Linked DNA regions of Mus musculus: all the other regions are linked to region 5. A link is a loop called in an ENCODE intact Hi-C map of the cell type or tissue named here. Cell type or tissue: left cerebral cortex. All regions are shown on one strand. Region 1 overlaps Gm38494 (a long non-coding RNA gene). Region 2 holds the start of Gkap1 (G kinase anchoring protein 1). Region 3 overlaps Slc28a3 (solute carrier family 28 (sodium-coupled nucleoside transporter), member 3). Region 4 overlaps Kif27 (kinesin family member 27). Region 5 holds the start of Idnk (idnK gluconokinase homolog (E. coli)). Region 6 overlaps Gkap1 (G kinase anchoring protein 1). Region 7 has its middle 2.9 kb from the start of 2210016F16Rik.

The links. A loop is a pair of places that touch in the nucleus more often than their neighbours do. Peaks named below come from ENCODE experiments on the same cell type or tissue, not always from the same donor. Only the 100,000 strongest peaks of a DNase experiment are listed, where the experiment ranks them.
Region 1: it touches region 5 in a loop (2.5-fold over the local background); 21 of 42 quality-filtered maps call a loop at or near these places.
Region 2: a loop joins it to region 5, with 2.1 times the contacts of the local background. A loop is called at or near these places in 4 of 42 quality-filtered maps.
Region 3: a loop joins it to region 5, with 4 times the contacts of the local background. A loop is called at or near these places in 12 of 42 quality-filtered maps.
Region 4: it touches region 5 in a loop (2.7-fold over the local background); 4 of 42 quality-filtered maps call a loop at or near these places.
Region 6: it touches region 5 in a loop (8-fold over the local background); 12 of 42 quality-filtered maps call a loop at or near these places.
Region 7: a loop joins it to region 5, with 6 times the contacts of the local background. A loop is called at or near these places in 25 of 42 quality-filtered maps.

The regions. Positions count from the first base shown.
Region 1 is chr13:58,541,359-58,545,358 of GRCm38, forward strand. It overlaps Gm38494 (a long non-coding RNA gene), which reads right to left. Exons shown (of 3, transcript XR_382518.4): 3 at 3,613-3,859. Among named protein-coding and RNA genes, the nearest start is that of Gm38494, 3.1 kb to the right of the region's middle. In left cerebral cortex, a CTCF peak has its summit at 2,007 (motif pointing left); DNase peaks (open chromatin) are centred at 2,005 and 2,849.
Region 2 is chr13:58,271,174-58,275,173 of GRCm38, forward strand. Gkap1 (G kinase anchoring protein 1) reads right to left here and starts at 3,015. Exons shown (of 12, transcript NM_019832.4): 1 at 2,901-3,015. It overlaps Gm26555 (a long non-coding RNA gene), which reads left to right and starts at 3,678. Exons shown (of 8, transcript XR_873524.3): 1 at 3,678-4,000. In left cerebral cortex, no CTCF peak of the experiment used is centred here; DNase peaks (open chromatin) are centred at 2,395, 2,932, 3,323 and 3,688; H3K4me3 peaks cover 1,977 bases; H3K27ac peaks cover 389 bases.
Region 3 is chr13:58,587,591-58,591,590 of GRCm38, forward strand. It overlaps Slc28a3 (solute carrier family 28 (sodium-coupled nucleoside transporter), member 3), which reads right to left. Exons shown (of 18, transcript NM_022317.3): 2 at 592-681. Among named protein-coding and RNA genes, the nearest start is that of Slc28a3, 21 kb to the right of the region's middle. In left cerebral cortex, CTCF peaks have their summits at 2,095 (motif pointing left) and 3,237 (motif pointing right); DNase peaks (open chromatin) are centred at 568, 1,238, 1,745, 2,080 and 1 more place; H3K4me3 peaks cover 293 bases.
Region 4 is chr13:58,285,736-58,289,735 of GRCm38, forward strand. Kif27 (kinesin family member 27) reads right to left here. Exons shown (of 17, transcript NM_175214.4): 17 at 1-2,521. The coding sequence ends at 2,058. It overlaps Gm26555 (a long non-coding RNA gene), which reads left to right. Exons shown (of 8, transcript XR_873524.3): 2 at 2,444-2,576. Among named protein-coding and RNA genes, the nearest start is that of Gm26555, 13 kb to the left of the region's middle. In left cerebral cortex, CTCF peaks have their summits at 2,310 (motif pointing right) and 3,764 (motif pointing right); a DNase peak (open chromatin) is centred at 2,315.
Region 5 is chr13:58,156,511-58,160,510 of GRCm38, forward strand. Idnk (idnK gluconokinase homolog (E. coli)) reads left to right here and starts at 1,139. Exons shown (of 5, transcript NM_198004.3): 1 at 1,139-1,226; 2 at 3,367-3,397; 3 at 3,642-3,728. The coding sequence starts at 1,177. In left cerebral cortex, CTCF peaks have their summits at 1,070 and 2,259 (motif pointing right); DNase peaks (open chromatin) are centred at 515, 638, 1,112, 1,629 and 1 more place; H3K4me3 peaks cover 1,871 bases; H3K27ac peaks cover 1,187 bases.
Region 6 is chr13:58,230,603-58,234,602 of GRCm38, forward strand. Gkap1 (G kinase anchoring protein 1) reads right to left here. Exons shown (of 12, transcript NM_019832.4): 12 at 2,747-3,056. The coding sequence ends at 3,009. Among named protein-coding and RNA genes, the nearest start is that of Ubqln1, 17 kb to the left of the region's middle. In left cerebral cortex, a CTCF peak has its summit at 2,227 (motif pointing left); a DNase peak (open chromatin) is centred at 2,195.
Region 7 is chr13:58,386,109-58,390,108 of GRCm38, forward strand. No RefSeq gene overlaps it. Among named protein-coding and RNA genes, the nearest start is that of 2210016F16Rik, 2.9 kb to the left of the region's middle. In left cerebral cortex, a CTCF peak has its summit at 2,010 (motif pointing left); a DNase peak (open chromatin) is centred at 2,003.

The DNA of each region.
Region 1 (4,000 bases), 380 kb after region 5:
AGTGCACACACATGCACACACATGACTCTGCAGGGAGGCACTTCTACTTGTCTCTTGTATGGTTGGTTGGCATCACATCCTCTGGTATTCAATACTGTTTATATTGACAATTTATCATGGTGATATTATGGCGACCTTTGTGTTGCCACTACATCAAGATGTTAAATGTATTAGTTTGCACCTCACAGGGTTTTTGTACGTCTGGTAAAGTCATTGGATTTGATCTGAGAAAAGTGGCTTTTTCTTCGGATAAATTTAGACAAGATCTGGGAAACCAAGGAGAAACCCGTCTGTATATGTAAAGGGTTAAGAGCAAGAGGTGGTGAGGTTTGGTGTCTGTCAATAATGAAAACATTGATTAAAAAAAACATTTCTTCTGGCTGACTCTGTAAAGAGTGAGTCTTTTCTACCAGATGGTGTGGTCTGATGTTTAAACCACATGGCATCGACTCAGTGACTCACTTTTATGCCCAGTACAATAATATGTCCCAGTGACAGACATATTCAGAAAAACGTAACACTAGATAATTCCACTGCTGTGCATCACATAGAGAACTCACACAGACCCCAGAGTGTCCTCTTGTCACAGTCGATCAGACATGGAGGGGCTGGCTACTGCCAACTGGGACACAGCTCCCTTTATTGCTTTTTAAAAACTGATCTGGGGCTGGAGAGATGGCTCAGTGGTTAAGAGCACTGACTACTCTTCCAGAGGTCTTGAGTTCAAATCCCAGCAACCACTTGGTGGCTCACAACCATCTGTAATGAGATCTGATACCTTCTTCTGGTGTGTCTGAAGACAGTTACAGTGAATTTATATATAATAAAATACATCTTTAAGAAAAGAAAATAAAAACTGTATGCGGTAGGAATGCAAACTGCGAAGATCCCCAGAGAAACCTCTCTCTTTGCACAGTGGCTTCCCCGGGGCTGCTCATTTAGAGGCCATGGGCTTGCTCCGTCGGGTAAGAGCTGTCTTACTTTATAGTCACGTGTTGGAGAGGAGCCCTCAGGGTGTCCAGAGTCTCTCATTACCCAGGTGAGGGCTGTGATCTGAGGCCCTTTTCTGCAGGGCTTAAAGCTGGATCACTTGGGGGCTTTTTTCTATGGTTTGAGTGTTTCTTCTGCTGAAGCCACAGCGCTCCTTGGACAGGGTGTCTGTCACACAGCCTCTCACAGAGGCAACAAACTGTCACGTAGCACAAGCTGCCACTGACATTTTTCCTTCCCCAACCCTGGTTTTCTGGCCTTTAGGGTAAAGAATTGTGACATGTTAAATAGACCACTGAAGTTCCCAAGAGACAAAAAAAAAAAAACAAAAAAAACTGAGCATCCATTCTGAACTAATTTGCTGAGTCATTTTAGGCACATTTATCTGCTCCGCTGTAACAGTTTCTTCTTTGGGGTGGGGGCTGCGGGGGTGGGGCTGGGGCGGGGACGACAACGACAGATAAGGCTACTATCTAACTATAGAGTAACTCACGGCTCTATAAGACTGTAGAAAGCTAAGAAGTTGTTTAAATTCCCTCATGTTTAAGTATTTGCCGTTGCGGAGAAAGAAATGGGGAAGGCAGCTCTGGGGCGAGGAGACTGGTAGGAACCAGAACGCATTTGGAGATATTTCCCCTCTTTATGAGGAAACATACATAATAAGAGAGTTCTGGGGATCTCAGAGAGTGGCTTGAAGCTTTCAGAGTTTCAGGATCCCTTCCTACACTGGAAAACTGGATTCATGCGGTTAGTCACTGGTGTTGGAATGAGACCATAGTCGAATGTGAAGGTTGGTAGTTGGGTTCCACTGTCTCGCATCTGAGCCAGGCAATTAGACAAAAGAATGGTGTTTACAGGATTTGGGGCATCAACTTGATTTGGGGCCCGATATTGGTTGGGGTGTTATTAATTTGTTATTTTGGGGGTCAGATGTCAGTCAGGCCTAAGACCAGGATAAAGGCGGTGCTCCCTGTGAAGTTATATGGCATGGCCCTCCCTGGGGTCAGTCTGCCCTCTTGTGGCCAGCTGTGGGCCTTGCCGCTGAGCACCATCTGTGCAGGCTCCTTGTTTCCGGTGGCCCTGGAGCTGGATGTGCCTGCTTTTTCCTTTCTACAGCTTAAACCTGACCTTTGTGAACGTCACCAAAGGTCTGTCAGCCATGAATCATGTTTTACCATGGTTCTCGGCGTCTGCCTGTGCCAGATCATTAGGCTTGGAAGCATTAAGTAACTTGCAATGAGGCTACTTAGTGGAACTGGGGTGCGAACCCTGGCCAGCGGACTCCTAGTGACCTTTCTACCCTTAGTACATGAAATGAAGAAGGAACACTTCCACCAAGCTCACAGGGCGCACCATCAGACTCAATATAATGATATAAGAGCAATTTCATAATGAGAGTATTTGCCCTCCCTCACCTAACTATAAATAAAATCACTATTTCAAAAATTACAGATTGCCCCCCCCCCCCGTCTGTCCTTCCTCGGCCCACAAAGCTGCTGACTTAGCAGATGGCTGGGGGATAACATTTCGACAAACACTGGGCTAGCAGTGCTAGCTAACTGCCCTAGGTCTAATATTTCAAAGTGCAGTTAGCTTGAGGACCGTATAGAAGCAGGTATTTGAAAAGATGGAGTTTTCTCTAAAGACTTGATTTTCCAGGCTGCGGAGTTGATCAGCGCCCTCTTTCTCTCCTCACCAATCTTTGTAAGGCCCTGGGACTGGATGCACACAACTAAGCATGAAGTTAAAGCGGGGTGATTCGATGAGGTGCTTTTAGCCTCTAAGTAGCTCTGGCCTCATGACATGCCCGGAACCAATGGGCATGGAGAGAACTTCCCTTCTCACCATAGCAACTGGTGCAAGCTAGTCTCCCTCTCTCTGTTTCCAGGCAGGGACTCTATACAGAGTCTATCTGTATCCTAGCAACGGGAGGATGCTACAGTTGGCTTTGGTTCCCAAATGCCCTGGAAACAAGGCTTTTCCTTCCAATCCCCCAACCCCTTTCCTTCTGTTGGTTCTCAGGTGCGGGAGCCCTTGAAGTCCTTAAAGAAGCAAGGTGGGAGGGGTTAGCCATGTTGGAGGCAGGTGTGAGGAAGTTCAGCCAGCAGGAAATGGGAAGTTTGAGCCTGGGGGAAGGGAGTGAACTGTATTCACAGAGGCAGCTTGGGAACTACTAAGTCAGGGGTGAACTGCAAGTTCTTTACTCTGTGGAATATCAGGATTTAACCCTACCTTGTCTGTGATTATAGAAGATGAAGAGTCATTGCTGCTGATCCCTGAAGTTTACTGGACAGACACATCTGTGAACCTAGTGTTCTGAATTCACTTAATCTTTAAGGCTAATTCTGTAAGGTAGAGAAATGACAGACAGACAGACAGACAGATGGGAGATAGTGAGATAGACTGACTGATAGATAAGCATCAGATGCTAATTAGGTCAGTAAAATAAAACTGAAAAGCCCACAAACTCTAACAAGTGGAACTTAATTATGTGCTAGAAGTGGCCTGTCTATCTAATGGAGGTGCGGATGAAGATTAGAGCTGAATGTTCTGGAAGATGAACTACAGATGGCTCATACACACACACAAAGACAGGGATGTATAACCTCACTTAACTAGAGAAGTTTAAATTAAAGCCACACCGCAGCACTTTTTCCTTTGTGTTAGTAAAATCTTGGCACTCGACTGAATCTTCATGGAGAGCATTGTCCTTTTGAAACAGCAAGTGACTGTGTCCTACGTTTCAGTAGCTCCATTTCCACAACGTCCCCAAAAGGTGTACTCACATGTGTGAAGTTGACAGCAGGGTGTGTGAAGGGTGCAGGAGGGTCCTCTAGACATCTATAGACAGGAGTCTGCTTGTGTGTTCCTTAGACAGGAGAGTGTGGGGAGTCAGATATTACAGAGCCCAGGGGCTGAGACAATGTCATCCCTGAGCCCAGATATCCAAAAAGGCAGAGAAGAGGCAAGCATGAGGCTGTGGATGTCATGAATCTCAGGAGTCACCTGA
Region 2 (4,000 bases), 110 kb after region 5:
TAAAGAGATGCAGATCAGCCCAAGGAGGATGGAGGATTCAAAGCCATAAGGAAGGGGTCTGGAGAGAGATCATGGAAACATACCCGAAGCCCAAAAAGCCACATCAGTAATATTATGCATGTATCATGGGATGGGGTTGGGAGGTAGCCAGATTAGCATAAAAGTAAAAACTGATCATTTGACTGCTCAGCTACTGAAAACTAGTTTTAAATCAATATTGTTACTCTGTGTGGTTATTGGGGACTGGAATAAAGCAAAGAAATACAGCTGCTGGATTAATTTATGGCTATATTTTTATTAAAAAAGTAATTCACTTACATTCTACAGTGATTTCTCCCACTTTCCCTGTTCTGCGAGAAAACAGACTGCTCAGTGTTCACTTGTTCCTGGAGTCTGGAATGTCTGTCTCCTCCACTTAAAACTTCTCCGTTCTTCAAATTTAGCCCCATTGCAATTCTGATCTGCCTTCTCGTTAATGTTCCTGCACTTACACTTAATTCTGTTCTTCATGGACTCTTTCAACAGCTACCACTGTATCTAGCTCCCTACTGTCCTGATTTACAAAATGCTGAACAACACAGGTCTCTTCTTTGTATTCCCAAATATATATATATATATCAATCAAGGACTTGGCACAGATATCAGCCAGTTGTAATGGGCACATCTGCAGTCTCAGTACTGGAAGGGATAAGGCAGGAAGGTCATAGGTTCAAGGCTAAACTGGGCTACACAGTAAAAAACAGTCTCAGCAAAAAAAAAAAAAAAAAAAGAAGAAGAAACATTAATTAACATTATTAACATTAAATAAGTTAATCATGACCTCAAGCTTACTGACTGAGGCTTAATTACATTCTCCAATCACACAGTGCCATACCTAAGTGTGCACTGGAATCTGTGCTCTGAACTTGAACACTGAGGGTGGAGAGCACACACCATCTAACTAACAGCACCGTCACAACGAAGTGTTTCCACAACTCATCTTTTTCCCCCTAGGAATCTTGTTTTTGTAGGAAGCTTTGGATTTTGTGTCAAACTGCTGATTTTTAAAAGGTGAGGGTGTGAGATAAACTGTTGCTACTAAGGAACAGGCCAAGCTACGCCTAGCAAGATTTATAAATGAATGACCTGTTTTCTTGAGGCCTTGGTCTCTATGAAGGGCCACTGCCATCATGAGCACCTTCTTCTATGACATCAGTGTCGGGAAAGAATTGAGCCTGGGGGAACTTAAGTACATAATTTCAGCCCTTTAAAAAATGAACAGTAGTGACTGTGTCGATCAACACTATCAACCACCTAGCTTGATCCAAAACGGAACTATGCAATGTCAATGTCATCAGTTAATATGGCCATATGCTTTGAGAGGGCAGCTCTCTCACCATGTAGCCTGCACTGGAACCAAACTCTCAATCCTCCTGTCCCAGGCTCCTGAGTCTTGGGAATACAGGTGTACACCAGTTCGTGCAGCTAGAGAGGCCTTGGTGGACTCTAACAGATCAAACACAACAGACTGAGGACTTGCGACTCCAAGAGGCCCTGGGTTTGATGCCAAGCACTGTCCCTACGAATTACAAAATGAGAGGAAAAGGAATGGCCTGGTCTCCCTCATCTTCTTGGCTGCTTGACTGTCATTTTGACTTCTTAGAACTTAAGGTTACAGGGATCGAGGACCAACGGTCCTGAAACTTTTGCTTCCAACACACTTATCGAAAATGACATAAACTTAAAGGCATACCCGGAGCTCCACCACCCCCCCCCACCCCCCCCCCCCCCGCAACACACACACTGGTTAGGTGCAGCCTTCCTTTTCTAATCCGAAGCTCTCAACTTCTGTGGGTTGTGAACTCTTAGAAACAAAAACAAAAAGCAAACTGCAGACATGTACTAAGGAATTCAGTCATGAAGTGCAAAGGTGATTTTCACTTGCACACAACGTCCCTCTGATCCACGTGTAGGTTCTCGCTCTAGAGTGATTGCTAGAAGCCCCTAGGGTTAATATTAAACAGGTGTATTTCGATCTTTAGTGAAAAATCACATTAAAGAGGCTTAGACTAACCGATTTTAGTGGCATAAGCTAGTGTAGGGAAACCCCAGGCTTTCTAGGAAGATTCTCAATACAGCATTACCATCTTTCGGCAGTTTCTCCAGTATTTCTGGAGCTACAGCTTAACTTCATTCCCGTGACAGGCGGGCGCAAGCGCCTTCACATAAACAGACGAGGCTGAAGAACAATGCTTGTGTTTTTCCAGCGCCTCTGCCTCTCGCTAGAACTCTCCACCGACATCCCTTGAGAAATGTCGCCAGTGGAGGGAGCGGGGCAGACAATGGGATAAACTTTTGCCCCGACTGCTCCGCGTTTACAGACACCCCGAGGCTGGCACCCTACCGCTGCCACCGCCGCCGCCGCGCATAGCTGCTGGAAGCCCCGACAGCAGGGGCTTGTGCGAGAGCCTGCGCATCTACCTCGGGCTGCTGGGAGGGAGGGAGGGAAGGCGAGCGGCGAGCAGCCCCTCTCTCCTCCTTCGGGAACCGAAGCCAAATCTCACGCACGAGCAGTTCCGGGTGCTCCAAAACTTGTTCGCGAAGTACCCGGAGAAAGAGCGCGGCGGGCTGGGCGAGCCCCAGCCGCTGCCGAGACGCGGTGTCCAAGCCTGCAAGCGACACCGGCGTCGGGTGGGCGCCCCGGGGAGCCCCGAACGGGCGGCCGCACCTGCTGTCACTCCCGCGGCCGGCCGCGGCGGACCAGGCCTGCGGCCCGCACTCCCCCGCAGCCTCCGCGGCCCTCCCGCCGCCCGGCCCCGCTCGGCTCAGCCCCGCTCGGCTCCGCTCCGCTCCGCTCCCCGCCTCAGGCCGCACTCGGCCGCGTCCCCTCAGCCACGAGCTGCGAGGCTCCGTAGACTCACCGGGCCTCCCTCGCCGCGGTGCGGCCGCTCCCGTCTCCCCGCCGCTCCCGCGCTACCCCCGGGCGTTGGGCGCGGGCCGCGGGGCGTCCGCAGTAACGGGCCCGCGGAGGGCGGCGGCGCGCGGAGGGCGGGGCGGGGCGGGGCGGGGCGGACCCGCAAGCCTGGCGCCCGCCGTGGCCGGCCGGCGCGCGGGACTTCTTTGCCGAGGGTCGCAGCGCGGCGGACGCTGACGCCGAGGAGAGGTCCGCGGGGGACGGACTGCGGAGGACCAGAACCACCTGCTGGAGGAGCCGCGCTACGGGGGCCGCGCAGGGTCCAAACGGCTCGCGTAGGCGGCGGCTCCGCGGTCCTCGGGGTCGCGGAGCCGGGAAGGTGGGAGGCCTTCCGGGAGGAGGCTTAGGCCGCCGCGGGCGGCGCGCGGCGGGATCGCCAGGCTGTGGGGAGGCCCGGGGGCGGAGGCGGACCTCCAGTCGGCGAGGGAGGGCGGTGCTGCACGAGATGCAAACAGCCGGACGGCCTTGGGTTCCCGCGGGAGCACCTCCGGGGCCGCTTTAGTTTTGCAAAGTTAAGCGGCTTACCGGCAAACCCGTCCGCTACCGCCCAGCCGTGCGGGCTGCCCGGCGATGTCCCGCGCGAGTCACCGCCGCGGGTGTAGACGTGGGGGACACAGTGGGGAGCGAAGCAAAGAATCGCAGAAGACGCCAGATCACCCTAGGGCCCGGTGGAAAAAGAGAATGTTACTCGGGATCCGAGGACTGCGAGCATCTTTGGGGCAGCGCGAGGGAGGAGGCTTTTGGATTTGGCCTGGGAAGAGGTGGGGTTTTGCGGGGAGACCTCGGGGCCTTGGATGGAGGCCATTGGACGCTGCGTTCCACAATGAGATTGGAGGTGTTGACAAGTGGCAGAGACGACTGAAAAATGAGGGAGGGGGGCGGCGGTGGTGAGGGATGGCTGAGTTCCAAGAGTAAGGATTGATGTTTAAGGCAATATTTGATGTTTTAGGATTTAGAAGTTTGAAGGAAGAAATGAAGGCTTTTTTTGCTTTGTAACTCCTGCAGATGTTAGAGATTGAAAACTGGCAGTCCTGTGTAGACCAGGCA
Region 3 (4,000 bases), 430 kb after region 5:
TGAAGCAGCATGGAGCTCCTTGCCAGACATGGTGGTCCACGTCTGTAATCCCACCACTTGGGATGCTGAAGCCAGGGCATCAGGAGTTCGAGGCCATCCTCTGCCGCATATTGAATATGATGTGAACTTGGGTCACATGAGACCCTGTTCCTTCCAAACAAACAATTAAAAAAAAAACAAAACTCTCCACCACCACCATCAAAAGCCCCCAAGACCTGTGCAAGCTAAGGATTTAGGTTCGATGGAACCAAGGGAGAGGCACCTCTCTTGCCTCTCTTGCCTCCCTCCCTTAGCATACCGGTGCTTTTTGTATTTGACAGGAAGTCTCACACCAGGCTAGACCTGACTCCTGTCTCTGCCTCTTAGTAACTGGGGCTACAAAGCTGAGGGTCCATGCTTGCCTAGGCCTTTTGCCTTGAGATGGCTTCCCTTTTTGGGGAAGTCTGTGGCTGGTCTGCAAAAGTGAAGTCTCATTGTTAGGGTGCGCGTGTTTTCTTTCTGGCTCTGCCCTAGACACACTAACCACACTCACAGGCAGTGCAGTTTTCTCCATGGTAACAGGTCCTTGATCATCCTCCACACCTGCCCTACCTGTTTGGCGTGTCCTTGTTCCCCGCTTTGTACAACTCTGTTCCTGACTGTGCTGTTTCCTGGAGTGTTCTGCCGTTCAAGGTCTTCATCCTAGGAAAAAGCAGAGTGAAAAACACCGTGTCAGAGCCCAACACAAGGGTCCTTCCCTTTCCGGGGGGAGTCCTGAAGAGTGGCAGAAGCCAGACTCCGTGTTTAGATGAGGCACCCGGTTCAAGGAAGTGCCAGGGAAAAAGGATGGGCCCAAGGAAAAAGGATGAACCTTGCTTTGTTTTGCTCTGATGGGACCGACCAATGTGCTGCACGTTGAGGAAGGACTGCAGCTTCCCACCTTAGGCCCTGATGCACGGCCTTTACCAGGTTGGGGTCCTAATGTTTCAGCTGGGCAGGTCAGTCACCCCTCAGGAAGGCAGATCGACCTTTAAACCATGCTCAATCGATAGAAGAAATAATTATCCCTTTAATGAGATAGCATACTCGTCAACCCCAGAATTCCTGGCCCTAGCGCGGGCGCATACAGAGCCCCAGCATCACGCCGCAGCTTCCTAAATCTGAATAAATTTGAGAAGCAAAACCTTGCTTTTTCTTTCCCTCTTTTTTGTGCTTCTGCCCATGATTTCCCTAACACTTCCCGCTTTCTCAGAAGTTCCCTTCTGGCAGAGTGGCTGCTTGCCCACATGCTGCTCCTGCGAAGTTGTCATGGCTGCGTCTCTCTCTTCCAGTAGACCGAGATTTACAGTTGGCTCTCATGGAGTTTTAATCTTAAACTCTAATAAAATCATCCTTATGGGTCTGTTCTTAAGTCTCCCTCCCTCCCTCCCTTCCTCCCTCCCTCCTTCTCTCTCTCTCTCTCTCTGTCTCTCTCTCTCTGTCTCTTCCTCCCTCCCTCCCTCTTTCCTTTCTTTCTCTCCTTTTCTGTCTTCCTCCTCCCTTTTCCTGCCCCTGCCTCCTCCTCCTCCTCTGTTATTTTGAAGCCTGGACTCACTATGTGGTCCCGGCTGGCCTTGAACTAACAGATATCTGACAGCCTCTGTCTCCTGAGTCCTGAGTCCTGGATTGAGCATTGCCACTCCCATCTTGAAATTCTTGCAAGGAGATTAAAACCACAAGAGGGCACCGCAATCTCCCTGTAACATGTGGCACCTCTGATGGGTCTCCCCAGAATTCCTGGTAGTGGGAGGAAATGTATGTTTATACAGAGAACGGAAAGAGGGCAGAGACGTGTAGCCCTGGGAACTCTACTTCTCTCCTGTGTTCATGAGTTCTTACACTTTCCTTAACGCTAAATTGAAAACAACAGGGCCTGGGATGCTGGATTACATGAGTGAATAAACCAGGGTCTCTAATTACACACGCGCGCCTCGGCAGGTCGTACCACCCTGAACTTCAGGCGTCTATTCACACAGCAGTGTGCTCTTTCTGGCTCTCTGCAGAACCCTGGGGTTTTCTCACTGGTGGAGCCAGCTTCATTTTCTCTCTTTTGTAGGCTGCAGCCTTCTGATGCCCCCTGCTGGCAGCACCTGAGATCTTTGCTGAAGGAATTGAGAATGGGGGTTTTAAGTCAATGAACATGGAGAGTGCTGTTGTATTTGGGGGTGGAGTGCTCCCTGTTCTGCACGCGCACAGAGGAACCCTGGGTGTGTTTCCCTTGTGTTCTCGATTGCTCTGTCCAGTGGTTTACAGCTTGGTCGTTGTATTTCCAGGAAGAAAATCATCGAGGATTTGAAACAGAAAAAGGAGTTATTGTGGGTGTAGGTGGGTGGGTGGTAAACAGCCAGCTTTTCTCTTTCTCTGTAAATTGGAACTGTGGGTCTGTAAAAGAAGCTAATAACCACCCATTAGCCAACATTTCGTTCTATTTATTAAGCAGATTACTGACGCCTCTGTACCTAACACCTATAAGAATGCCTGTCCTCAGGGCAAAACCTCGAAGTACGCCGGCTCAGTGGGGGAGTCGTGGGAACCACGTGTATGTTTCTAAGCAATGAAGCAGGGGCCTAAACCACTCATATGCATAAAATGAATAAAACTTTAAAAGATGTTAAAACATATTTCTGATAGAGTGTATATACACTATTAGCAGTTAAAAATAAAACACTGAGGTCGGGGAAAGTTAATACATTGTGGGAATCCTTTCTTCTTGGTCCCTGGGAGTGTAGTGAGCTGTGCTTTTCTCAAGCTCATGCTAGCCTTTAATCTCAGCACTCAGGAGGCAGAGGCAGACGGATTCCTGAGTTCGAGACCAGCCTGGTCTACAGAGTGAGTTCCAGGACAGCCGGGGCTGCAGAGAAACCCTGTCTCGAAAAACAAAAAACCAAAAAAGCAAAAAACAAACAAAACAAAAATAGCTTATGCTGAAGTCTTCCCTTCCCATCCCCTGCTTAATGAATCTATAAATTAAGAAATAGTTATTTAAGAAGTTTTCCAGGTGTGTTGCCTTACATGTTTAATCCCAGCCGGGAGGCAGAGACAGGTGGATCTCTGTGAGTTCAAGGCCAGCCTAGTCTACAAAGTAAGTTCCAGGACAGCCAGGGCTACATAGCTAAATCCTATCTCAAAAATCTATTTATTTGTTTATTATTTTATTTTAGGTGTGAGTGCTTCACACACACACACATCCGTAGTTTCCATGGAGGCCAGAAGAGGGCACCAGATCCACGGAACTGGAGGTGCTCAGAACCCAATGGTTCCTCTGCGGGAGCACCCAGCTCTCTTAACCTCTGAGCCATCTTTTTAGCCCCTTAAGGAACAATTTTAAGTGGACAAATTCGTGAGCATAGGAGCCCCTTCACCTTAGTTGCACATTGGGAAGTCTTGGGTTTGCCTCTGGAGCTGTCCATACTATAGTACGGAAGACTAGTGGAAGAGACCTAGGTGTCCAGGAGCCGAGGCTCCAGCCCTGTGCTGAGTAACATTGTTATCGTTTAGATTCTTAAACAAGAAGCAGGTGTGGACTGTCTGCTTAGCTGTCTATTTCAAGGTTTCTCTAACAGGGTTGCTTTTTCCCATAAGTCATAAGTCCTAGTTATATTAACATGAACGTCATGGCTTCCTACACCAGCGTGTTGCTGTGCAGCGTCCACTTTGGGGTTCCACTCCACCCGAGCTGTTGGGACAGCAGCTGAGGTGACCCTGCCTCCCCAGCTCCACTAGGCAGCTAGCCTGGCCTTAGTAGACTGCGCCCTCACCATGAAAGCTTTGGGTTCCAGCTTTCATGTACAAAATGTATAAAGATGGAGATCTCAGGGAAGCTCCTATCTTTGGTCAGAAGAATAGGATCTGGGAGCCAAAGAGATGGCTCAGTGCTTAAGAACACTGGCTGTTCTTGCAGAGAACTGGGTTCAATTCCCAACGTAAGATGAGAATGTCATATACTAACTGTGGTCCTGAAAAAAGCTAATCCAACTGCCTC
Region 4 (4,000 bases), 130 kb after region 5:
AATAGTGACTAGGTTCAGTGGGAAACCCTTTCTAAAAAATCATGTGCGAAGTAGTAAGGGACGGCACCTAGTTCTACTCTCTGACTTCCATAGGCACACACACACATGCACACATACATAAATATACACACATGCATAATATGCATGAGCAAGCACATACATGCACACACCAGCAGCATCCCATGGGAAACCCAAGTGACAAAACTTAACTGTCCTTAGAGTGGGGAGGAGGTTCCTTATACTTCGAGGACAGGCAAGCCGACCTAACTAGAATGAATTGTTTACACCTAGATTACATTGTTTGGGACATTATTTATATATTTTTGAGTATGGGAATGAAATTTATCAAAGCATGTGCAAGATCCAAATGAAATGTTTAATAGAAAACAAATAGCCCTTGTTACTTGGTAGCCAGTTTACATTTGTATCATCTGATGAAATCACTGTAGTCTTATGTAACTATTGCTTTGTTAGTGAAAAGTTTTTATAAACTGCTTATTAAGACAAAGCATGCTATTTAATCTTAAATTTATATTAGGACCTTCATTAATAAAAAGATATTTGCTAATATATGATAGTTTTGTTTTTTGCGACAGGGTCTCTCTCTATAGTCCTGGTTGTCCTTGCTGTGTAGACCAGGAGAACAGAGACCCACCTGCCTCTGCCTCTGCCTCCAGACTTCTGTGATTAAAGACATGTGGCACCACACTCACCTAGTCTATAACTGTTAGGTTGTGTTGAAGGCACTTACATTTTGTCATCACACACACACACACACACACACACACACAATATGTGTATGTGTGTATATGTATAGACACAGGCACACTTTAAACAATGGATTCAGTGAGGAAGTAGGTGTTGAGACTTCAGTGGGAGCTGTGCAGGCTTCCATATGGTGGTTTTGCTGCTGGCTCTGATTAGTCTAAGAACCAGCTTTGGTGTAATATGAAGGTATGGAAAAGAAACAAAACAATACTTCAGGACATTATAATGAGATGTTGCCTGTCATAGATAAATATGGTAGGAAAGAACTGATTGCTCATTTAGTTGATCCAGAAAAACTTAGAGATATGTTAGCAAGATTTCATGTACATATTTATACCCCGATGCCCTTGAGCCTACAAGGCTGGAAATCATCAGACATGTGTGTGTGTGTGTGTGTGTGTATGACTATATGTGAGTGTATGTGTATATATGTGTGTGTATATGTGTGTATGTGTGTATATGTATGTATATATATGTGTGTGTGTGTGTGTGTGTGTGTGTGTGTGTGTGTGTGTGTGTGTGTGTGTAATCAGAGGATGCGGCACCCACACACCCCACATGGCCACACCGCTCACGCACACACAGCTTCTTTCCTTGGGATGATTAATGACGTGTGTTGCTCTGTGATCAGTTCCCCTGTCCAGGAAGCTGCAGACATTTCTCTCAGTTCTAGCATTGTCTGAGAGGTAATGTAGAATGCGTAGGACAGGATAAAGGTGAAAATTTGCATTCTATAAAAAATAATTATAAAAATGAAAGCTACCATGTTAGAGTTAAGGCTGCCTCGCTAAGTTCTAACAATTGCAATGCACCTCAGCTCACAGGCTTAATTCTGGCAAACATTTTCATTAGGTAGGTAACTCTGGCACAATCAGGGCTTATCTGGAGCTTAAAAATAGCAACACACTTGCATTTTAACATTCAAATACTATGGGTTATAATGTACTTCTATAATATGTCTTTATATTATAGAATAATATACATCCGAAGGGTGTTTTAGTCTTAATTTTGTTCTTTAAATGTACATAAAAATAAAGCAAATATGTCAGGAAAGGAACTTATACACACAAGTAGAAATCGTTCAATGTACAAGCACTCAAAAATGCATTTATGAAATAACAAAGCCCCCACATACACTGTCATACATAGGAGTGGTGCCAACCCCCTTTCCTGTGTCCCAGGAAAGAGCTCGCTACCCCGAGGTTTAATTCTGTAAGTCAGAAAAGGCATCTTTCCACACATTTACTAAATTAGAAGTTTTATTGTTCAGTGCCTGGGCTTTGAAATCACTAGTTTTCTTCGGGGTCTTCAAGGGAATCAGCAGTCATTGACCGGCCCCCAGCTCCAAGACTGCATCGCCGCAATGACAGCTCCATGGCAGAAATCTGACGTAATTCTCTGCGACACAGTTTGACAGGCTTGACCCCCTGAAGCGGTCCTATACTTCTCACAGGCTGGAACTGGTGTGGTACTGGACTCTGAGAGTGTGTAAAGGGACGGGCCTCTGTTTTATCGGCAATGCTCTGCAGTTGGCCACTGGAGGGCGCTATCGAGCTACGGGCTGGAAGTGAGTCTGGGCCATCTTCTGGAATCTGCTGGGTCAGTGGTTGGGTTTTTAAGCTGCTTGAAGAATTGTCTACTTCTCTTTCGCTTCCATTCAACTTTGTATTTTCAGTTCTAGATGCCCATTTTAGTTCTTCAGAAAGCACAGTCGTCTCTTCTGGATTCAGAACTCCATCTCCAGCATCATGATCTACAGAGAACCGGACACAAGACAAAACAAGCAAACACCGTCTTCTGAAAATCAGGTATTTTTGCCACAGCACCCTACAAACTACATCATTCTCACTAAAGATGTGGTACTTGCAAACTCCTGCTTAATGATTTCTTCAGACAGACAGACATGTGCCTCAGGGGCAGTCTTGATTCTCTTATAAACAGCTTTAACCCATTAAAGTTGAAAAATCCCCTAGTAATTTTGGTACTCTCTATAAGCCTATGAGTACTTTGTGTGTCTCTGGAATCTTTTTAAAGAAATAATTATCACTTTTTAAGTCTAGTGTAATTCACTAGTTACTTTATGCATGGGTGTGTGCCTGCATGTCTGTCTGTGCACCTAATGTGTATGCAAGATGCCAGGAGAGCAAAGGTGTCCTATCCTTTGGGACGAGAGTTACGGACGACTCTCATTACAGATGGTTGTAATCCACCATGTGGTTACTGGGAATTGAACTCGGGACTTTCAGAAGAGCAGTCAGGAGCTGCCATGTGGGTGCTGGGAACCAAGCCTAGGCTCTGCTTTTAACTGCTAAGCCAGCTCTCTAGCCTGAAGAGTTAGTTATTTTTATGTATATTACCTGCATTTATGCATGAGTATAATCCATGTGTGAGGAGTGCCTGAGGGGCGAGGAGAGGGTGTCACACCCCCTCCAAGTGCTCAGTGCTCTTTCAGCCCTGTGAAGACAGAATCTAAGCTGGAGCTTGGCTTTAAAATGACCTACACCACTGAAGGAGAGAACTGGCCGCTGCATGCTGTGTCCTCTGACCCCCATCCCTACATAAATGCACACACAATAAATACCAATGGACAGAGTCTAGTGGGCTTCCCCAAGCCTTGGCTGAGAGTCTGTCTCTGTCTGACATGTGGCTGCTGAGAGTAAGAGGCCTGGCTGCCTTCCCCAGGCACCAACGGCAGCCCAGAGGCTAAGCTAAGCTTCCCAGTGACTAGCATAGATGGCAAACGTTAGCAGCCACTGCCTATGGGCAACTTTGTATCTGTTCTAATTCTAGGTGAAGATTTAAGGCTAGCTCATATTTTCTGGTTTGGAGGGGTTTCAATAAATTCCTCTTTGTTTCCCCAGTACCAGAGATTAAACTCAGTTGCTTTAAGCCCTGGATTATAAATTAGAATATGCTTATCTATATGTTATTTTCTCTAGGTATAAAAAATTTTAAAAGATTTATGATCTGCCTGTACGTATGCCTGTAGGCCAGAAGAGGGCACCAGCTCTCATTACAGATGGTTGTGAGTCACCATGTGGTTACTGGGAATTGAACTCAGGACTTTCAGAAGAGCAGTCAGTGCTCTTAATATCTGAGCCATCTCTCCAGCCCCAGAAATTATTTTTAAAAACAGCTAGAAATAAGTATTTCTTTTATATAACTTTCTAACTTTCAAATTTTGGGTCAAGTTATTTTAGAACTATTGATTGTTGATAACAAAAATATTATT
Region 5 (4,000 bases):
ACATTTTGGGATTTTCTCAAATCTAGAGGTACCATCTGACCCAGAGAGTATTAAAAGTAAAAATACCTGTCCACATAAAAATTATTTTTTAAAGGGACTAGAGAGATGGTTCAAGGGTTAAGAGCACTTGCTGCTCCTGCTGAGACTAGACCAGGGTCGCTTGTAACCCTCTGTAACTCCTGGGCATCCGCACCCTCTTTTGGCTTTCTGAGGCTTGAGCAAGCACACACATGGTACAAACACATACATGCAGAAGACCCCCCCACACACACACACACACCATCCACGCTTCTCCAGTCCCTTCTGCTTCTTCACATTGTCCCAAGAGCGGCTCTGGATGGTGGTCGCTGTGGGTGAAGCCCGTGGACTAAGAGAGTTCAGAAGCTCAGATGGTGTTGCTTATTCTCAGGAGGAAATCCATGTGGATTGCAGCTCACTTCCAGCTCCCACATGCACCTGTCTTCATGGCCAACACTACCGAGAGCCGCACCGCAGTTGCCATTTCTTGTGTGTCATTGACACAAGCCTCTACGGGGAAGAGCAACCTGTCCCTGTCCTGGCTGGGAGTCCCTTCTGAGCCTGCTTTGCAGGCTCCCTCCAGGAGAGTCAGTGAGGCCTCAGTGTGCGCGTGAGCATGGATCTGTGGCCCGCTGGTTTTAGCTGTCTGCGTTCTGTCCCCTTGGGCAGATAACAGCCAATGATGTCTTCTGATATAAAATCGCTGTTTGCACAGGGGGAACCGGAGCAAGAGGAACTGGCTTCCAGAGTGGGGTGGGGTCTGCGGGCTGAGAGTGAGATAGGAAAGAGCAAAGAGGGAGGAAAAGAGAAGAGAGAGTTGAGAGAAAGAAGAAAAAGAAGAGAGGAGAGAGAAGAGAGGAAAGAGAGAGAGAGGAAAGAGAGAGGAGAGGAAAGAGAAGAGAGAGAGAGAGAGATCTCCCGGCCCACTCCGTGTCCTTTCACTGCTGTCTTTGTGAGTAAACTGTCTGTTTCTACCACTGTCCCTGCATCCCGGTGGCTTCCTTGCTTCAGGACATGATGACCTGCAAATGCCTGCAGATGTCCTCTGGCTGCAGCGCCCAGCGGTCAGCGCTGGAGATGCGGGGGCGTGTCCCGTGACGTCAGGAACTGGGAGGAACCTGCCCCGGAAGCGGGCGCTGAGGACCTGGGAGCACGGTCATGGAGGCACCCGGGGTGCTGCTGGTGATGGGTGTGAGCGGCTCCGGAAAGTAGGTCGTTGGGGGGACTGGGGGACGGGCGGATGGGAGCTGGGAGGCTGTGTGGGCCCTGAGCCCTGGGAGCCATGCCTTTGCGGCCCCTGCTGAGGACCCCTGCTGTCCTGCCCCGCTGGCAGCTGCTCCCCAGGGTCACCGCGGACCGTGGCTAGCGACCCTTCTCAGCCTTACAAACCTGGGCCTGGTGGCACCTCGCAGAACAGTGTGGGAGGGTGAGAACCCCAAACCAGGAGGCAAACGTCGCCCTGGGTCTTTGTACAAAGCTTTGCCTGGGTGCATGGTCTCCCTAGTAGGTGAGTGTCTGGATTCTTCCAAATAGATTTTGAAAAGTGAGAAACAAGCTTGATCGTGTGCCTGCTCAGGCTGGAATGTTAATATGAAAGTGCTGCTAAAACTCTGCAAAATGTGCATTTTCTTCTCAGCCCAGTGTTGGAAGGTTCAGAAGTAAGCAAGCAAGCGGTAGGCATTTGGTTTGATAGACGCCATCTAACTGCAAGGTTCTTTAAACTGAAAGTGAAACGGAACAGAGTAACTCGGTGGTGGAGTGTTTGATTGTCGTGCCGGGTGTGTGTGTGTGTGTGTGTGTGTGTGTGTGTGTTCATTCCCAGCACCACAGAGTGAACAAACAAACCCCAGAGGCGAAAACCCCGCTGTTGTACGACTCTACCCAGAAACCCTTTCACTTCTGTCCAGAACCACACAAAGCCCATAGTACGAGCTCAGATTGTCTTTGTGGTAGAGACTGGGGGATAAGCCTGAGAGCATCACCGGTGTTTGTTTTCTGATGGAGTGGCTGGACTGGGCTGATTTGGAAACAGTTCAGGGGCTGGGGAGTCGATAGAGGCGCTGAATGAGAACTCAGTTGAGTGACAGGTACTGCAGGGTGAAAAACTAAGGGGAACTCTACAGGAGAGATGGAGGAGGGTGTTGATGGCACGGGATCCATCTCTGCTCCTGTTGGTGTGTCTTGTGTCTATGGGGTTTTGGTCTGAGTACCACAAGGGTGCAGTGCACACGGTGGTCAGAAGAGGGCACCAGAGTACCTGCAATGGGAGTTCCATACAGATGGTTGCAAGCTGCCATCTGGATTCTGGGAACCAAATCCAGAGGCCCCGGAAGAGCAGCCAGTGGTCTAACTGCTGTGCTACCTTACCAGCATTGTGTGTATCTGGTAAGCTAGCAGTGCTTTGAGATTTTACGGGCCTCCGAACTTTACAGTGTGCTGGCATTTAAACTTTTTATTAAACCCCTCTCATTGGATGTATCAACCACACTTCAGGGCAGGTCCCATCCTGGGGAGTAGTTGGCCAACAAAAAAATAAACTCAGTAGTATTTAAAGGAAAAAAAAACTCTCTCTTGAATCTTTGATAAAAGCACAATTTTCTTCATTCATTCAGTGTTCTCTCTTAAAATATAAACATTTATGCAGTAGGGACTAAAACATTCTCTCATTATTTTTGGTTGGTTGGTTGGTTGGTTTGGTTTGGTTTTTCAAGACAGGGTTTCTCTGAGTAACAGAACCCTGGCTGTCCTGGACTCATATTGTAGACAAAGTTGGCCTTGAACTCAGAGATCCACTTGCCTCTGATTTCTAGTGCTGGGATTAAAGGCGTGCACCACCATACCTGGCTAGTTTTGGGTTTTTGAGTTAGCATCTCCGTGTGCTATCCAATAGTCTAGAACCAACTGTCCATTTCCCTGCCTCCACTTCTTATATCTACCACAGAGCTACAAAACATTATTGAGAAAAAAACCTTTACCTGGTGTTTGTGTGTGTGTGTGTGGAATTATTTTTTAAGACAGTGTCTACATAAGACAGCCTGTGTGGGCTAGAGATCTCCTTAGAGAGATCCTCCTGCCTTTGCCTCCAAGTGTTGGGATCTCAGGTATGTGCTACCACCCCTAGCTCAGAGTTTTAGTTAGATATGATACATTGCTTTCTGGCTAATACACCTTCACCAGTATTCCTAAGGACAGTGAAGACCGTCTCTAGACTCCATGGCTAAGGGCATGTCTGCTTTGCGACCATGAAGGAGCCTGAATCTCAGCTGTGCATCTCTCAGGCACTCTTTCAGAACAGCTGGCACTCATATGTGTTAGGCAGAAATAACAATGTCTGTATTCTCTCCACAGATCCACTGTGGGTGCGCTGCTGGCCTCCAAGGTAACTCTCCTTGCCCACTGTGTTCTTGTCCACGGCTTCCTCCCTTTCTTCTGGCCTATGTTTGTGCAGATACCTCAACATGGTCATCCAGGTTTCTTCCTGGTAGTGGTAAATCAGAGCTATCAGTGAGAGAGGGGCAGCCCCAGACCAGTGGTGTCTACACCTGCCTGCCAGGAAGCTCCTGGTGGCTGTCACAGGGGCCATCATGCTGACGCTACGTCTATCTTTCCTTTTGTTCCTAAAGCTGGGATGGAAATTCTATGATGCCGATGATTACCACTCCGAGGAGAATCGGATAAAGATGGCGAAAGGGGTACCACTGAGCGACCAGGTAACATCGGCCACGGGTGTCCAGTATTGCTGTAAGACGCCTCCACATCCGTTAGCCTAGAATCTGAACCTCCTCCGTGAATTCAGCCCCAGGAATGACCCACCTCTGCCCTCCCTGGATGCAGCCTGCCACAGCTTTTTTGCAGGACTTTTAATCTGTAGTCCTCGAGTGGGCAGAGGCTCCTTTGTGCTCGTACAGGGAAGTCAGCGCCTCCCGGGTCCTTTCACTTCCCCTCCACCACCAAGTTCTGGTGAATTCCACTCCAGGACCAC
Region 6 (4,000 bases), 74 kb after region 5:
CAAAAACAAAGAGTGTTTTATTCGGCACAAGTCCAGTATGCTGGGGACTACCATCTTCTAAGATGGAGACACCTGAAGGAGTCCGCAGGCCTGATTTAAAGCACACTAGGGAAATTCCAGGGTACATGACCTTTATCTTAATCTGGTGGCTCTGTCTCTAAGGACATTCCAGAACCAGTACTGGAGCATGGGGGAGGGGGCTGGAAACTGTAGTTGAACCATGGCCCTTGCCTTAGGCCAGGTGTCCGGCAACTTCTGATGGCAGGGCAGTTTCTGATTAGCTTCCTGAAGCCTGGATTTTTTTTTTTTTTTTTGTTATTTTGTTTGTTTTCAGTAATTGAATTGCCTGGGCTAGCCTGGACTAGCCCAGTTCTTGGAAACAGAGATTTAGGTTGAATCTCCTGAACTGCCAACTTGAAACTTGTCATAGAGTCGGCCTACCTTGTTTCAATTCTAGCTAGTAATCCTCTAAGACAAACAAACAAATACATTCACTTGGCAGTCTCCTCTAAAAGCTGTTTCCTTTTCTGTGAAGGTCCTAGTGCAGGAGGTCGATACCAGTGGTCAATCTTATTCCCCAAACTGAAATACCGTTCAGAAAGTCCTTGCCTGCGATTGTCTTGAAGTACTCGTTTTTTTTCCTAAAACGATTTCAGCTTCAGCACTCAAGTTCTTTCTGAGGCATTTGGAGTTGACTTATTTTAGGCAGGGTAAGAGGGAGGGATCTAGTTTTGTTCCACTGAGGCCGTCTACTTTTCTCAGCAATGTCTGGGGAAGAGGCTGTCTTTTCTTTAATGTGTATTTCAGCATTGTTCTAAAAAATCAGGTGCTGTCGCTTGTGGGCTGATGGCTAGGTCCTCTATTTTACTCCACTCATAGGGGCGTTTTGTTCTTTTGCCACTGTAGGTCTGTCTATACTACAAGAAATCAGGTAAGATACTGGCCTGCTTTCGCTACTCCGGGGTCTTTTGTGCTTCCTTACAAATTTTAAAATGGTTGTTACCAGCATATAGGAAGGCTACTGATTTTTATATGTTAGTTTTCTGTCCTTTTTCTCCTGTGTGTGTCCTGGGGATTGAACTCAGGCCAGCAGATTTGACAGGAAGCACCTGTACCTGCTGAGCCACCTCACTGGCCAGCAACCTGCTTTCTCCCACTCTGCTTCTAAGTATGTTATTAATGGCACTCGGGTTTGAAATCTTGTTTTTATTTGTGAAACTTTAACTCTCACTATCCGCCCACCACCGAGATGCAGACCAGGCTGGCCTTAAACTGAGATCCACCTGCCTCTGACTCTCGATTGCTGAGATTAAAGTTGTGCATCACCATACCCGGCATAAACTGAATTTCCTTTAAGAACCTGATTACAGCAGGACTCCCAGGTAAGCTTTTCATGGTTTTCCTTCACTTATCAAATTATATTGACTTCGTAATTTGAAGCTCCAGATGGACTGTCAACTATCTCTGCACACTGCCTTTCTCATCGCTATCCTGTGTGAACAGCCATGCCTTATTCAAATGAAGGTCCAGTGGGCTGCACATGTGACTCAGCAGTGTGCTTCCTGCTCACTGGCACGCGTGCGTGTGTGTCCATGGTTAGAGGCCTGGCATAAAATACCTTCCAAGGCTTCTACTCTTTCGCCATACTTTATCATTTGTTTTTTCCTTTCCCTGAATGCCCTCTTTATTGATTAAACACTGCTGTAGTGCCTGCTCTATGCTATGCTGTACGACAGACCAGTGCTGGCTGGGAATCCAGGGGATGATGAATCCTAGCTCTTTGCAAGGCTCATGGAACCTCATGGGAGGAGGCAGAGAGAGGTAAGCAATTACGACGGTGGTTCAGCACATTTCTATCACTGTTTTGTTTATTTCTCAAAAACTGTCAAGAAACGGAGTGAGAAGCTTCAGTGGGTAAGGGCACTTGCCATTGAGCTTGAGGACCCGAGTCTGATACCCAGTATCCAAAGGGTGGAAGGGGAGAAGGGTGGCTCAGGGTGCTCTCTGACCTTTGCACCCATGCTGTGACATGTACCATCTCAGTAAATTAAAACACCACCAAAAAGGAAAGCCTGTCAAGAAATGGGATCCTGGGGCTGGAGAGATGGCCCAGTAGGCAAGAGCACTTGTTCTTGCAGAGGGCCTGTCTCAAGTGTGTTTCCAGAAGCCACGGGGCGGCTCACAACCATTCCTAACTCGTTTCAGGGGATCTGATGCCCTCTTCTGGCCTCCATGGGCACCAGGCACAGGCAAGAGCGGTCAGTGCTCACATGCTCACTTCTGCTACCACACAGTGCCCCTGCCACTCAGCGATCTTCTCAAAGGTCAAAGATAGAACTTTACTAAATTATAGTTGTGTCCTACTGAATAGACTAAAGCAGCTAACTATCCTACAATCCACAGCAATCAAGGGTCATTTGTTGCTCTCCCCTCTCCCAGCCTCCTCACTGTTGCTGTGACAGCCTACTGTTTAAGCAAATTTTCTAGTCCAGATTGTATTCCTTCTGTTGGGAATGCTTTTCAACAAATATTCAGGAAAACTACTCTGTAAACATCACCTCATAGAACCTTCCTTACTGTGCCGAGGAGCACGCGAGCCCTGTGATTACTCTTGGAGGCTCATGTAACCAGTGCTTGTTCTTACTCTGCCCACATTCTCTGTCCTCATGCTGCTGTCCTTCAGGGGTAGGGGTTAGCACACAAAGGTGCCACATTGCTCAGGAGACAGTGAAGATCACACAGATTCTTGGAAGAGTAAATTAATTTTATTGACTGATGAAAAACTAAAGTCATAAGAAGTTTGGACAGAAAACAATAATCAAGTTCTGCTGGTATTCTGTATTTTCTTTTAACTTTAAGCCAAAAGAACATAAAACTGTAGACTATGAGTGAACTAGTTGCTTTTAGTTCCTTCAACAAAAACCTGCAGTTTAGCAGTCGCACAGCATTAAATATACACATTTCTGCAAAAGTGTGAAAGAATTCTGTGCTGGCCTCCGAGGCCACGATCACCTGCAATGGTCAGGTTCGAAGTTCCTTTTCCCCTTCCTGCCTCCCTGTTAAGGAGAAACAGCACGTTAGTTACTGAAGATGCACGTCTCTGGGCGGTCAGTTTATGAGCACACAAAATCAAAGCATAGCTATTTCCTTACGCCCAGCTCTCACAGTTACTTAACAAACGAGACAGAAAGCAACAGTACAGAGCTGTTTAGGCTGAATCAATACGGTCACAAATATCTCAGTTCTTCAGAGCCCATTTTATCCTAAATACCTTAAAAAGTACAAAACAGTCGGGCAGTGGTGGCTCACGCCTTTAATCCCAGCACTCGGGAGGCAGAGGCAGGGGGATTTCTGCGTTCCAGGCCAGCCTGATCTACAAAGTGAGTTCCAGGACAGCCAGAGCTATACAGAGATACCCTGTCTTAAAAAACCACACACACACACACACACAAAGTACAAAATAAACAAAGTAGTTCTTTTCATATAGTCAACAAATTTAGTAATTCAGTTGTTTAGTTTTTTGATAATTTATAATTCAAGTTCTGTATTGTTTTGTTCTTCTAAAGATTTATTTATTTTTATTTATATGAGTACACTGTAACAGTCTTCAGACACACCAGAAGGCATCAGATCCCATTACAAATGGTTGTGAGCCACCATGTGGTTGTTGGGAATTGAACTCAGGACCTCTGGAAGAGAGCAGTCAGTGCTTTTAACGGCTGAGCCATCTCTCCAACCCCTAGTTTTATTTTTAAACAGTATTAGAATTTTGAAAACATTAATTTTGTTTTCTACATATAGGTGTTTTGCCTGCATGTATGCATGTGTACTACTTTCATGCCTGGCTTCCAGGGATACCCCAGGAGATTGTCAGATCTCCTGGAGCTAAAGTTATAGAAAGTTGTGAGCTGCCATGTGGGTGCCAGGAATTGAACCCAGGTCCTCTGGAAGAATAATCAGTGCTCTTAACTGCTGAGCCACCTCTTGAGCCCTAGCAACA
Region 7 (4,000 bases), 230 kb after region 5:
GATACATTGGTCAATGTTGAAAAGATGCCTGGAGATGCAGAATCAGTATGAAAGTATGTTTTTATTATCTGGGCGTTTCTCATTGTTGTTCTGAGGCAAGGCCTCTGTGGCCTTGGATCACCTGGAATTTACTATGTGGACCAGCTAGACTCAAACTCATATAGATCTACCTGCCTCTATCTTCTCAGTGCTAGGATTGAAGGCATAGGCCACCATACGCGGCTTTGTTTTTTCTTTTAAATACTGATTTTTCTATCCTGCAATTTTGCTTTAATTAAAGAGTTTCCTAGTAGATTCCATAAAGGTCTTTTTAGAAAAAAGTATTTTTATTTTGTGTATGAATGTTTTGCCTGCATGCATGTATGTGTTCCATGTGTGTGCCTGCTGCCTGCAGAGGCTAGAAGAGGGTGTTGGAGCCCCTGGAACTGGAGTTACAAGATATTGGGAACAGCCATATGGGTACTGGGTTCAGACCTGGGTCCACTGGAAGAGAAGCCAGTACTCTTAACTTTGAGGGCATCTCTCAAACGCCTCTATAATGTCTTATAAGTATAGAAACACATCATTTGCAAGTAGGAATAGTTCGATTCTTTTCCTGTTTCCTTTTTTATCACTTACTTTGGTCTTATTTCCATAGCTAAGACTTCAAAGAGTATCCTGAAAAACTAAGGAGGATGGGCAGCCCTGTCTCATTCCTGAATTGAGAACAGATGCTCTCTCCACTTGATTTTTGGCTATAGGTCTGTTGTAATAGAGCCTCTATTAGTTTGAAGCATGAGCCAATCTATCCTAACACCTCCAGCACTTTGACCACAAAGCCATGTTGAACTGTGTCAAAAAGACCTTTCATCAGTGAGATTATGTACGTGGTTTCTGTTTTTAAGTTTGTTTATATAGTGTATTGCATTTATTCATTTACCTGTGTTGAGTCAAACTTGCCTCTCCATAAAACACCCTAGTTGGTCATAATATTTGATCTTCTTAAATGTATTTCTAAATTCAGTTTGCAAGTATTTTGTTGAGTCTTTGTGTCTATGTTCATTAAAGAGAAGATGTCTGTAGTTTTAAGTTGTTATTCCTTTGCCTGGTTTTGGTGTGAGAATAATACTATATTTGTAGAATGAACTTGGTAGTGTCCATTCACTTTCTATTTTATGGAATAGAACTGGTATGAGATCATCCTTGAAAGTTTGATAGAATTCAGTAGAGAATACAAAAGCCAGTAATATACTGTGTCCTAAAACATATTTTGCTAGCAATGATAAAAAAAATCAAAGACTGTAAAATAAATTACAAAGCAAATATCAGATAAAGTAAATGTCAAACCAAAGCTATCTAGAAAATATAAAAAGGGTGATACCACATATTATGTCAGGAATGATTTATCAAGAGAAATACTTCATAGGCTGAATGTTGTAATCCCTAGTTTCATAAAGCACATAATTTGAAGTATATACAGTGCTTCATAGGGATTGACACAGGAATAGTGGGAGCTTCAATGACCTGCTTTTACAGTTACATCTCCCAAATAAAAACTAAGCAAATAAACATCAGAGCTAAAATACATTATGGAGTAACTTAACAGAAATATACAGGACATCGCACCCAACAGACCAAAAATACACATTTTTAAAAATCTCATCAGGATATGATACCTTCTCTAAAACTAGTATCACAGGACAAAACCTCAACAACAATGACAAAATCCATATTATAAAATGTATTTTTGAACAGTGAATCATTCAAGGAACCAGGAAGATTTTTAAAAACAAAACAACCCTCCTAGAGACAAGTGAAAAGGAGAACACAACTTCTGGGAACCTCTGGGACACAGCCAGGAAAGTTTCCCAAGTTTATAGTGACAAGTAACCTGAGAAGTGGCTGGAAAGATAGCTCAGCAGTTAAGAGCACTGGCTGCTTTTCTAGAGAACCTGGGCTTACTTCCTAAGTCTACATGGTGGCTCACAAGTGTTTCTAACTGCAGCTCCGGGTGATGTTGCCCTCTTCTGGCTTGGGAGGGTAAAGCACCAAGTGCACACTAGACGTTATCAAGATTTTATCTGCCATCTATACTGGCTTTTACGAAAGTTTTGCTATGGAGTTCAGCTGACATTCATCAAAGATGGGCATCATTCAGAAGCTCTAAACAGCAGCCTCTTGACGGCGGTTACTGCTCGTGCTCCTACGTTCTGTAATGATAGACTATGGCAAGCACTTCAATAGTTTAGAAGTCACATGTAGTGGGGCACATGCCTTACTCCCAGCACTAGAAAGGCAGGAGACAGGTGGAATCTCTGTAGGATCAAGGCCGGCCTGCTCTACATAGTGAGTTCCAGGACAGCCACAGCTATGTAGAGATCCAGTCTCAAAAATGCAAAAGAAACAAAGGAAACCAGAGGATAAAAGAAAGTTTCACAGGTGAAAGCAGGATGACCAAGGCCAATCGTTACAAACCAAACTCAAAGACACATGTTCTCTCCTTCCCCTCAAAGCAGCCAACGTTTTCCACCTAACCATCATCTTCCACAGTCTTACCACTGTATCTACTTAAATTCTGAATCCATTCCTGAATTAAGTCATTGAGTACTTCATTCATTTAGTCTTCCTATCTTCTAGTTTCTGGAAATGTCCCACAGAGGAAGATCTTTAAGGGTATGTCTTACCCATCTCAGTATCTCTTCACCCAGACAAAATCAGTCAGCCCTATGAACATTTTATATTTTCCAATATATTTGCAAATATAGCCACCCCAACTCAGACTAGTTCCTCATTTAAAAAATTTTTATTATACTATATTTTATACTGTAAAGTAGTAAGGAAAGTTTTCAGAAAACAAATAGGATAGGTCAAATACACTCCAGGAGAGGGCTGGGGGCTAGCTCAGTACTCATGGATCTACTTCTCAGACATAATTGTCTGAGTTTGTCTTCAGGTCAGATTTTTTTTTTTCCTTAAATGAAATTATTAAACTTGAAGAAATCATGTTTGTACAATGAAATTGACAGTGCCTACTTTTATAACTGCTGTTTAGGGTCCCAAATATTCCCAGATATTATATAGAGATCAAGCCACATGCTTGAGAACATATATACACACATAACAAGTCATCTGGAGTACACAGTGCAGCAACAGAGACAGGAAAAGACCTTGCCTCAAAAACCAGCTGGAAGGAGAAAAAAACAAACAAACAAAAACCAGTCTCTGCCCTCCATGTCAGGCCCTCACTCAGTCTCACAAGGGGTGGGTGGGAGAGAAATAGCATGTTCATTACTATGGGTGTCTTATGGGTGTCATGAAACACCTGACAAGAAAACTTGGGAGTACTTCTTTTGGCCTAATTTGAAGAGTCTATCATGGCAGCAGGAGGTTGAGCTAGCCACTCAACTGTTTGCAGTCAGGAAGCAGAAATGACTATGGTCAGCTCACTTCCTCTCTTTATTCAGTCTGACTTGATAGGAAGGGGTACTTGTATTTTAGCTGAGTCTTCTCATGTCAATTTACCCAATGTAGACTATCTCCCATAGGCAGTATTCATCATCACACCTAGGAATGTAGTCCTTCCACAAACTGCTTTAGTTGAGATATAGTTTTATTTACTTCATTTGAAGGGGTCACATGTAGCCATGGCTAGTCTTCCAATTCCTTCCTGTTCCTACCTCTTCTGTGCTATGTAGTAAACCTTTGTATTAAAACCTTTTTAAACGTACACTGAAATCTCACTTTTGTTAAACCAATTTAAGTTTTTTGTATGTGTATGAGCACTCTGATCATCTCTACAAGCGGAGATCAGGACAACTTTGTGGGTTCTGGGGACTATACTCAGTATCAGAGGCTTGTGTGACAAGTGACTGCTAGCCCATGGTTTTGATTAACTAGCACCTTTATTTTTGTTGGTTCTAATAATGCAATTTGAGAAACACTGCAATATTGCTAATAATACTGTAGTATCTCATAACTGTGCCAGGCTTGGTGGTGGTGTACAAAACTATATTCTCTGCAT